Regions from separate parts of the Homo sapiens genome. Here regions 1 and 2 are each linked to region 3. Evidence: chromatin contacts called from ENCODE Hi-C or POLR2A ChIA-PET data. All regions are on one chromosome and are shown on one strand. The core of a region is the stretch at or near the end of the contact, and the rest is flanking DNA. Distances in the headings are between cores, read along the strand shown. Region 1 has its middle 56 kb from the start of DLG1. Region 2 holds the start of LINC02012 (long intergenic non-protein coding RNA 2012). Region 3 holds the start of MELTF (melanotransferrin).

Evidence for each region. Hi-C counts contacts between places; a loop is a spot of excess contacts on that map. ChIA-PET counts read pairs that join two places held with the same protein, here RNA polymerase II (POLR2A). Pooled maps may share reads with other maps.
Region 1: a loop to region 3 is called in a map of cardiac septum, with 5 times the contacts of the local background. The contact joins the enhancer-like site here to the promoter of MELTF in region 3. A Hi-C loop is called at or near these places in 1 of 168 maps with a recorded cell type or tissue (cardiac septum). POLR2A ChIA-PET finds 5 or more read pairs at or near these places in 1 of 52 experiments (PC-9).
Region 2: a map of endometrial microvascular endothelial cells shows a loop between it and region 3 (9-fold over the local background). The contact joins the promoter of LINC02012 here to the promoter of MELTF in region 3. A Hi-C loop is called at or near these places in 1 of 168 maps with a recorded cell type or tissue (endometrial microvascular endothelial cells), 3 of 37 single-sample maps with no recorded cell type and 6 of 50 pooled maps.

The regions. Positions count from the first base shown.
Region 1 is chr3:197,353,321-197,356,321 of GRCh38, forward strand. No RefSeq gene overlaps it. Among named protein-coding and RNA genes, the nearest start is that of DLG1, 56 kb to the left of the region's middle. Within about 2 kb of position 1,536, at least 18 of the 41 ENCODE cell types and tissues checked have a DNase peak (open chromatin) inside an H3K27ac peak, as active enhancers do.
Region 2 is chr3:197,507,835-197,510,910 of GRCh38, forward strand. LINC02012 (long intergenic non-protein coding RNA 2012) reads right to left here and starts at 1,827. Exons shown (of 1, transcript NR_145451.1): 1 at 1-1,827. BDH1 (3-hydroxybutyrate dehydrogenase 1) reads right to left here. Exons shown (of 8, transcript NM_203314.3): 8 at 1,949-3,076. RefSeq lists a silencer at 364-658.
Region 3 is chr3:197,028,567-197,031,664 of GRCh38, forward strand. MELTF (melanotransferrin) reads right to left here and starts at 1,251. Exons shown (of 16, transcript NM_005929.6): 1 at 1,088-1,251. The coding sequence starts at 1,136. RefSeq lists silencers at 514-693, 884-933, 984-1,473 and enhancers at 1,007-1,643, 1,644-2,280, 2,668-3,098, 2,972-3,098.

The sequences.
Region 1 (3,001 bases), core at 286-2,785, 330 kb after region 3:
AATGTTTCTTCAGAGTGACAGTGACAGTGACAGTGAGGTGACAGTGACTGACAGGGAGGCGAGCAGGCTGGCTGGGAGCCTGGCAGTCCTAAGTTCTTATCTTAGCTCTTCTACTCACTAACTGTAACTTCGGGCAAGTTAACCTCTATGAGCCTCAGTTTCTTCATCTGTAAAATGGGGAGGTGACTGTTAGAGTTTTTGGTAGGATGGACTAAGCAGATACATGAAGAGTGGCTGGCAGGACCCCTGATTCAAGAGAAATGGCCGTGATTATGACTCTGATTCATATTGTATTGGTTGCTAGGTGGCTATTTTGTGGGGAGAGGGTGTAACTTGATCACAGGTATGTACGGCCAGAAGCACTGGCTCCAGCTGTCCTTTCAAAAGCTCTCAGGTTATGGAGTCGTACATTGTTCTACTTACTGTATCCTCATTAATTCTTGATCCATCCCTCAGCCCTTCTTCCCACTCACTTAGATAAAGCAGAGACCTGTGGTTTTCCTGCTGGCATTTTGTTCAGACACTGGTTTCTGAAGGTCTTTCCTGCCACTTGGAAGGATGGAGGAATACAAGGACTGAGAATGTTTGACTCCTTGGAGGGAGACACAGGGTTTCACGGGATTAGCTGACACAGCATGTAATCACCTTTCTGCTGCTCCCTAAGGCGGGGGGTGGGGGGTCTATTACTGTTGCTTCTTAAGTAAGCTTAGATGGAGCCTGGCTTCGCAGGCCCAGAATCCACTGCTGGACACTTTCCCTCCCTGGCCATGGCTTCTTGTGGCCAGAGGGGAATTCCCAGCAAAACTGTTGAGCCAACCTGGCACATGGACCCAGCCTAGCAGTCCACCCTACTCTGTTCTGTGGAGTCCGGGGAGGGTCTTGTTCTTGCTGGACATTTCCCCTGGGCACTTTATTCAAGAATGAAGGAACGAGAGACAGAGAGCTGAGTCTGAGAGGCAGAGAGAATCAAAGAGACAGAGACTGAAAGAGACATGCACACAGACAGAAAGAGACAGCGGTACAGAGAGAAACTAAGAGGCAGTCTGAGAGACAAGGAGACAGAGACAAGGAGACGACGACTGAAGGAGAGACACACAGAGAGACAGGGGGACAGACAGACGTGTGGGCAGAGGGAGCAAGCGAGAGACAGAGAGAGCAGAGTGTTAAAGGGACAGAAAGAAACAGAGAGAGACTGAAAGCAGAGAAAGAGAGACAGAGAGAAACAAACACACAGTGAGACAGAAACAGACACACACAGACAGGACAGAGAAGTAAACATAGAGGAATACACAGGCAGGCATGCAGAGAGATGGAGACGAAATCACACAGAGGCAGAGCTATAGACGGAGAGACGAGACACATTCAGAGAGAGAAAAAGCAAAGAGTTTCGGGGGAGATGAGGCTAAAGAGAAATGCCGGACTTGGCGGGAGACAGGACAAAGCAGTGGCTCAGCTGGGGACACGCACCGTTTGCACCAGAAGTCTTCACGCTCAAGTAGTTTCTTAGCTCTCAGCAGACAGCTGAGGATCGTCTCCAGACGACACGCTTCGGGAAGTGGGCCGGGCAGACTTACAGGGACAGCTGGGCTTCAGCTGTGGTTTACGGCGGCCAGCCTTTTAATCCAGGGCCAGGCCCGCAGGCAAGCTGGGGAGCTCAAGAGGCTCCCCCCGTAGCTCCCCGCTCCCAGGACCACGATAGGGACCCTGTGGGTCCTGTGGCCAGGGCAGACCCAGTTGAGGGGGAGGAGTATCCAAGCGCAGATACTCAGCCTGCAGGAGGCCTGGGGTCTGCAATCCACGGCAGCCCACACAGCCTTGGCTGTGGATGTAGGCCTCTGCTGTCATTTCAGGAATATGGGGAGCAGCCAGCCCCATTTCCTAAGCAACACCCCTGTCCTCACCACTCGCATGCCCACATACACACACGCACTTTCTAGTCTGCTGGGGGAATGGCTCCTTTTAGGCAGAGAGGGCTTAGTAACTGGAGTCAGCCATCGTAGAATCTCTGTTTCCCAACACAGCAGGAAAGTCAGGTGGAGAAATGTTCACCTGAGAAATCCTATCTGGTGTTCAGCGTGGTACTTCTGAAGGCCTGCAGAGGTGTGGGCTCTAAGCAGGAGAGTCAACCTTAAACTCCTAAGATGCGAGGGGCCCTGAGCCCGGAGCCTCGGCCTTGCTCCTGGCTCCTCCTGGCTCCCTGGCCTGTTCCGTGTTCTCCAAGTGCCTGCCTGTTTCTCTCTATGTTCTGATGACTGCTAAGGCTACCCTTCCTCCATCCTTGCTCTGCATCACTCACGGCATTTGCCCACTCGTACCCCAAGACATTGCAGGAGCTTGTCGTTGTCATTTCCCCTGGGACCTACCGAGGGTCACCAACTCTCTTGCTGACCAGACCTAGAGCCCAAGAGAGGCATCAAGCCTTGCCCTGAGATAGGATGTACTACCATCTCTCTGTTGAAAAGGGAGGTGATATCTAAAAAATGCTGCCCTTTTGACCCTGGGACCTCACAGTAGACATTACAATACAAACAAAGCCATTGGAGAAATCAAAGCTCATCCTTGGATAAGGAAACTGGGTCTGGATAATCTTGCAAGATAATTGCATTCCTGTGCCTGTCCTCTCTGCCCACAAGAGTCAACATGGGGCCAGGTGTTGCCTCATGCCTGGAATCCCAGCACTTTGGGAGGCTGAGGCAGGCGGATCACCTGAGGTCAAGAGTTTGAGACAAGCCTGGCCAACATGGTGAAACCCTGTCTCTACTAAAAATACAAAAAAAATATAGCCAGTTGTGGTGGCAGGTGCCTGTAATTTCAGCTACTCAGGAGGCTGAGGCAGGAGAGTCACTTGAACCCGGGAGGTGGAGGTTGTAGTGAGCTGAGATCGCACCACTGCACCCCAGCCTGAGCAACAAGAGGGAGACTCTGTCTCAAAAAAAAAAAAAAAGACTCCACAAGGTCCAAAGGAGCTCACTGTTGTCAGTTCACCCAAGTGTGAGCCCTG
Region 2 (3,076 bases), core at 577-3,076, 480 kb after region 3:
AGAGAGGCCTCATATACTGTGGGGTTGTTTCATCTCCCCCAGAGCACCAGAGCCCCTCAGCCCTCTTGCTCTGTCTCTTTGAGCAGAAATCATCACTAACTTCTCAAGCACGGCGCTCATATAACCCTCAAGCCCTTTGAGGGCAGCTCCAGAATCCAGCTCTGCCTGCTTGGTCTTTGAATTCCTAGAGCCTGCTCTCGGGAATGGCCTTGACAGAGCCGACTTCCCGCTGGAAGGATACTGGGGGCTCCTCCAGCACATTCTCTCACAGGGGGCAGCACTTAGAGCCCAAAACGGGAAGGGAAGGAGGGTCTGGCTCGAGTGGCAGGACCCCATGGTTGCTACTGTGCGTAGGCTGAGAGTCTCCTCGCTGTTACGTAACTGAGGACTTCTTCCCTCCCTATTTTAGATCCTGCTGCCATCTGCCCTGATTTTCCGCATCACCAGCTCTGGGCTGGAGGTTAGATCTGGCTGGACACCCAGCTCTACCCCTCACTTGGTGACAGACTTGGGAAAGCCTGTTTCTGCAAAATAAGATAACCCCACCCTGCCTATCCTGCCTGGGTTGCTGTGAGAATCAGGTGAGAGGAAGCTGTGGTGGCTGGGTAGCAGGACCTGCACTTGGCCCCTGTGCCTGGTTGCTGTCTGGCCAACCCAACCTGGGGCTGCCTGAGCCAGGGGAGCCTCTGCTTGCTCATGTCGGCTCCTATATCAACACAGTTTGCACAGGTTTGCAGAGCCAGGCCCTGTTCGAAATACAGGCAGTGAACAGACCTCACAAATGGGGAGTCTTTGTCAGACCCCCTGCCATGGGTGGCAAGGGTGCAGACCTAGCAGCTTGTGACAGGCGGGGCCAGGCTGGCTGTCACCTGCTCACACAGCCTCTTGGCCCCGGGTGGAATGCTAAGCACAGCAGGTGCTCTGTAACAAGGCACTGTCAGGCGCATCTTGCAAGAAGCCCTTGCCCAGCCTCCAACCATCAGGGGATGGGTTTGTGCTGGCTGGAGTCACCAGACCATAGGTCCGCACAGGCAAAGGCCTCCTTCCTACTTACTCTGACAAGAAGGAGCGGCTCTCTGCCAGCAGACAAGCAGTGAGGGTCTAGGTGCCTGGTGACCCCAACTGGCTTTGCTTCCAGGGCTGTTGCGAGCCACAGTGTTATGTGATAGTGAAGAGTGCCACTCAGGAGACTTTTGTTCTGGCCCTGGTCCTGCCGTGGATTTACTGTGACACTGAGTGAGTCACTTTCCTTCTTTGGGCCTCAGTTATGTCATCTATAAAATGGGAATATACACCTGTTTTGTCCTCTCACTCTTTTTTTGTTTTGTTGTTGTTGTTTTGTTTTTTGAGACAGAGCCTCACTCTGTTGCCCAGGCTGGAGTGCAGTGGCATGATCTCGGCTCACTACAACCTCTGCCTCTGGGTTCAGTCGATTCTCCCTGCCTCACCCTCCCGAGTAGCTGGGGTTACAGGCGCCCACCACCACGCCTGGCTAATTTTTGTGCTTTTAGTAGAGACAGGGTTTCACCACGTTGGCCAGGCTGGTCTTGAACTCCTGACCTCAGGCGATCCGACCGCCTGGGCCTCCCAAAATGCTGGGATGACAGGTGTGAGCCACCGCGCCCGGCCACGCACTCTGGTAAAGACGAAAACTACGTCCTGCGCCCCGGTAGGTTCTAAGCTGCCGGAAAGTGAATGGTGAATATGAGGTTTGAGTTAGCACTGGAGTTATTTGGAGGGATGGTAGCCTGGGCTTTTCAATCACTGGAAACGATTAAAAGCCAGAACAACCTGCACAGGCCGGCCCAGCAGTTCTAGCTTACTCAGAAGATCCCAGTAGACGCACATGCAGCTTCTCTGACGTTCGGGTCTGCTGATGGGGACCCAGAGTATGTGGCCCTCCTTCCTCTAGTTCCCAGGCAGGGACGCACACGTGCAACTCCAAGGCTCCATCTATTTTCCTTTAATAAACTTCAGCACGGACACAAATTCGCCCAACATGTAAAAGTGCAATTCCGAAAGGATCCTGCTAGAACAAGGTCCACGGTACAAAAGCATCCTATGGTTATGTAACTGCAGCGGCCACCAAGCGTCCCCCTCTGGGCTCTGGAGGGTTTCGGCCCTGCCTGCCTCCCCCCCTCCTCCTGGGGCAGCTGGGACAGGGGACCCCTGTTTGAAGACAGCGGGGACAACGGCCCGGGAGGCAGCTGAATTGCCCATTGTGAGGCCCTTCTTCCTTGGCACTGCCTGAACCCCGTAGCCCACTCCGGCTGCCCGGGCTCTTCTGCCTTCTCCTGGCACCAGCCTCCGGGCCCGGGCCAGCTGCTAGGAGAGCGAGAACACTGTTTCTGAAGGGTGCTGCTTGCTTCTTTGTTCCCGGTTTCCGAAGCGCGAATCCCGAACGCCGTGAGAAACCTCAGGCTCGGGCGGCAGCGCGGGAGTCTGGGGCGCTGGAGGCCGGCGCCGGCTGCGGAGGAGGAGCGCCCTCTAGCGGCAGGTCCGCCCAGGGAGAGGCGGAAACGCGGAGTCTGATTCGAAGGCGGGCACTGGGGACCCTGCCCCGGGCCGAAAGCCCCCTGGAGGACAGTGGTGTTTGGCTTCGGTCCCAACATACAGGCCCTGGGCAGTCGCAGGGATGGCAGCTTTCAAACTGAAACCCAAGAAGTGATCATGCAGACCCTGCCTCAAGTGGCATCACTTCTTAATTGAAAAGAGGCCGAGGCGAGGCGGGAATGAAGGCCACGCTGAAGCCCTGCAGAACAGGGGTGTGTGTGTGTGTGTGTGTGTGTGTGTGTGTGTGTGTGTGTGTGTGTGTGTGTGTGTGTGTGTGTGTGTGTACATGTGTGTAAGGTGTGTGTGTGTGTGTGTGTGTGTGTGTGTGTGTACATGTGTGTAAGCACCACGTGAGGCAAGCAGGGACCCCAAATCCACTGCTAGGGGAGATGCCACAGTGCCCTGCCATGGCACCACTGCTCGTGCCAAGCCTGCCCCATCGACACCGGCCCCACCCAAGGCAAAACCAAGCAGACCCAAACCAGTAACAACTTATCCCCTTAGCCAGAGAGCACCTCCACAC
Region 3 (3,098 bases), core at 1-2,500:
CACCTTCTGTGTTGAAAGTAAACCCCCTTGTAGAGAGCCTGAGACACCCACATCCTCAGTGGACTTCTGCTTATGCCTCAGGATCTGACCGGGTCAGAGTCCCCGAGAGCTCCCAGGCTAGGGGCCCAGAGGAAGGGGTGCTGGAGCCCCTTGGGGCCGATGACTTTCAGGCCTGAGCTCCTCTGCCATTCACCCTGCCCCAGCCAGCACTGCCAGAGGCCTGTGCAGGAGGGAGGGAAACGCATGACTCCGCCCGAAACCAGGTCACCCTCCCGTGGCAGCCCCACCAGCCCAAGGGCCGAGACTGAAGCTTCCGCCACAGCCCTCCCCTCCCCACTCCTGGCGGAGGCCTGGGAAGTCGAACTGCCCTCCCCTCCGCAGCGCTCCAAGCCCCCCACCACCCAGGCGGGAAACTGCAAAGTTCAGACGGGGCGGGGGTGGCGGTGGCTTCATCGTTTGCATTGATGAGTGCGTCGCCTGCGGCCACAGCGGTGCCACGAACTCCATCCCCTCGGCGGTCGCCGCCCGCGATCCCCGCGAGCCGCTCCCCGAGGTCCCGCCTCCCGTCCCACCATCCCGGGCCCTGACTCCCCGGGGCGCCGACGCGAGGGGACCCGGCCTCCGTCTCCACCTCCATCCCTGCATGTGCCAGAAACCCCCGGGCGGACTCCCGCGCCTGCCGGTCAGTCCCTCTGAATCTTCTCCCGCGGGGGCTCGGGAGAAAGAGCTGCTCCGAGCCCCCAAAGTCTTCCTGAGTTCCTGCGCCCGTCGGGAGGGGCCGCCCTCCGGGAGCTCCTCTCCACACCCCGAGGCCTCCCCACCACGCCTCAGCCCGCGCTTCTCCTTGGAGCGTCGGAAGCCTCGGGTGTTCGAGGCCGCCTCCTCCAAGAAGCCTTCCAGACTTCCCCGTCTGCGCTTCAGTGCTAGTTCCCTCCGCCGTCCTCACTCGACCCCGAGCCCCTGCCTCCCCCGTCTCACTGCCCCGGAGCCGCAGGCTCAGGCACATTTCCAGCCCCGGGACCTGCTCAGCCGGGCCGCGGCGCCCCGGGACCCCCGCCCGCCTTTGGCTCTCACAGCGGGGCCTCACCGGTGCGCAGAGCCAGGAGCAGCCACAGAGCCCCGCTCGGACCCCGCATGGCGCCGTCGGGGCTGGCTGGGGCCGGGCTGGGGCTGGGTCCGGGTCCGAGGAGGTCCGCAGCAGCCGGGCTTCCTCCCTGCTCCCCCTCGCGCTGGCCCGAGCTCCTTAAGTGCGGCCGCGAGTTCCCGGGCGGAATCCACGCCCCTGGGGCGCAGGTCACCTCCCGCCGACCCCGGACCCCGCCCCTGGGCGGCCCCGGCGCGCCCCCTGCTGGAGGCCTCCCGCTCGGGCCCGGGCGCCGCTGCTCGGGGCTCTCGCCTCAGCCTCCTACCCCGCGTTCCAGGGTATCCTCCCCTCCTCGCGCCCTAGAAAGACTCCAGATACCGTGTCTAACTGGAGAGAGAAAAGCTCAGACGTGGAAGGAAGGAGAGGTCAGAATCCCAGAGTCGGGGCTGGAGGGCAGCTGGAGGATGATCTCATTCACGCAGCAGCTCCCTCCCAGCACAGCTGCACAGAGGATCTGGGATACGGGGGAGCCCAGGCCGAGCGCCCTGGCGAGGGGGGAGCCGGGCAGGGGCATCTCGGCCACAGCTGCACAGAGGATCTGGGATACGGGGGAGCCCAGGCCGAGCGCCCTGGCGAGGGGGGAGCCGGGCAGGGGCATCTCGGCCACAGCTGCACAGAGGATCTGGGATACGGGGGAGCCCAGGCCGAGCGCCCTGGCGAGGGGGGAGCCGGGCAGGGGCATCTCGGCCACAGCTGCACAGAGGATCTGGGATACGGGGGAGCCCAGGCCGAGCGCCCTGGCGAGGGGGGAGCCGGGCAGGGGCATCTCGGCCTAGCCGACTGCCTCTCCTCGGGCCTAGAGACGGGAGGTGACTTGCCCGAGTCAGGCATCCAGTCAGTGGCAGAGCCAGCTGATTGGAAGGTGAGAAGAGGACCAGAGAGGAATTGGAGGAAGCGGAAAAGGAGAAACAGGCGGAGAAGGGGAGGAAGAGAGTGAAGAAGGTGAGGGAGGAAAGGGTGGGTTGACCGTATTTCTAGGACAGTGGTTCTCAGTGTGGTCCCTAGGCCAGCAACGTGAGCATCACCCTGGAACTTGCTGGAAATGCAAGTGCTCAGGCCCCACCTCCGACCCACTGGATCGACAGCTCTGGGGGCGGGGCCCACAATCTGTTTTTATTTCGGGGCACAGCAAATGTTGAGAACCACTGTCGCAGGCGGGCAAAAGCGGCACTCCCCATGTGGTTGGGGATGCGGGGAATGAACTGAAGACATTGTTAGTCACCTGCCTCCATTTAGGCCTCACCTTTATGTCATCAGCCCCTCTGAGACTCAGAAATGATGTCTCTCTCTGACATGGGTAAGTACAACAGTGAGAGAGAAGACATCCCTCTGAGTTTGTCTGTCCTTGAGCTTGCTCTGCGCCCTGGGGAAGGAAGGCCTCCCTCCTATGGGGCCATGAAGCTACTGCTTATCACACACTGGATCAGGGGAAGGAACATGGGCTGGGCTTCAGGAGACTCGAGCTCTACTTTTTAAAAACCAGCGACTTACAGACCCTGGGCGAGTTCGTCGCCCTCTCTGGGCTTGTTCCCCACATGTAAAAGGTAGGTCATGATGGCCGTGACGTGCCATACTTTCCGTCTCCTGTCTGCTCTGGAGGACTTGTGCTGTGGAAGCTGTTTCTCCATCCCCCCAGATGGATCCCTTCTTCCTAGTTTGCACAAAGGTGCCGAATGGACTAGCAGGCAGCCTTGCTAGAGGGGCTGATGGCTTGTCCTAAGAAGATGGAATAAATAGAAGAGTCCTTAACAAGCCTCGTTCTCCTGACCACGAGGATAGAAAGGCTCAGTTGGCACACTCCAGGAGCCACCAGATGACTGGCAGGATCTGTTTGATGACTAAGTCCTTCCTTTGGCAAAACTCCACGTGACGCTGATAGGGAGTGAGAACAACCATAACCTAAGAGGTTTGCTGGGCTCTTTCACAATGAAGTTCTTCCCTTATCTCTTGGGTG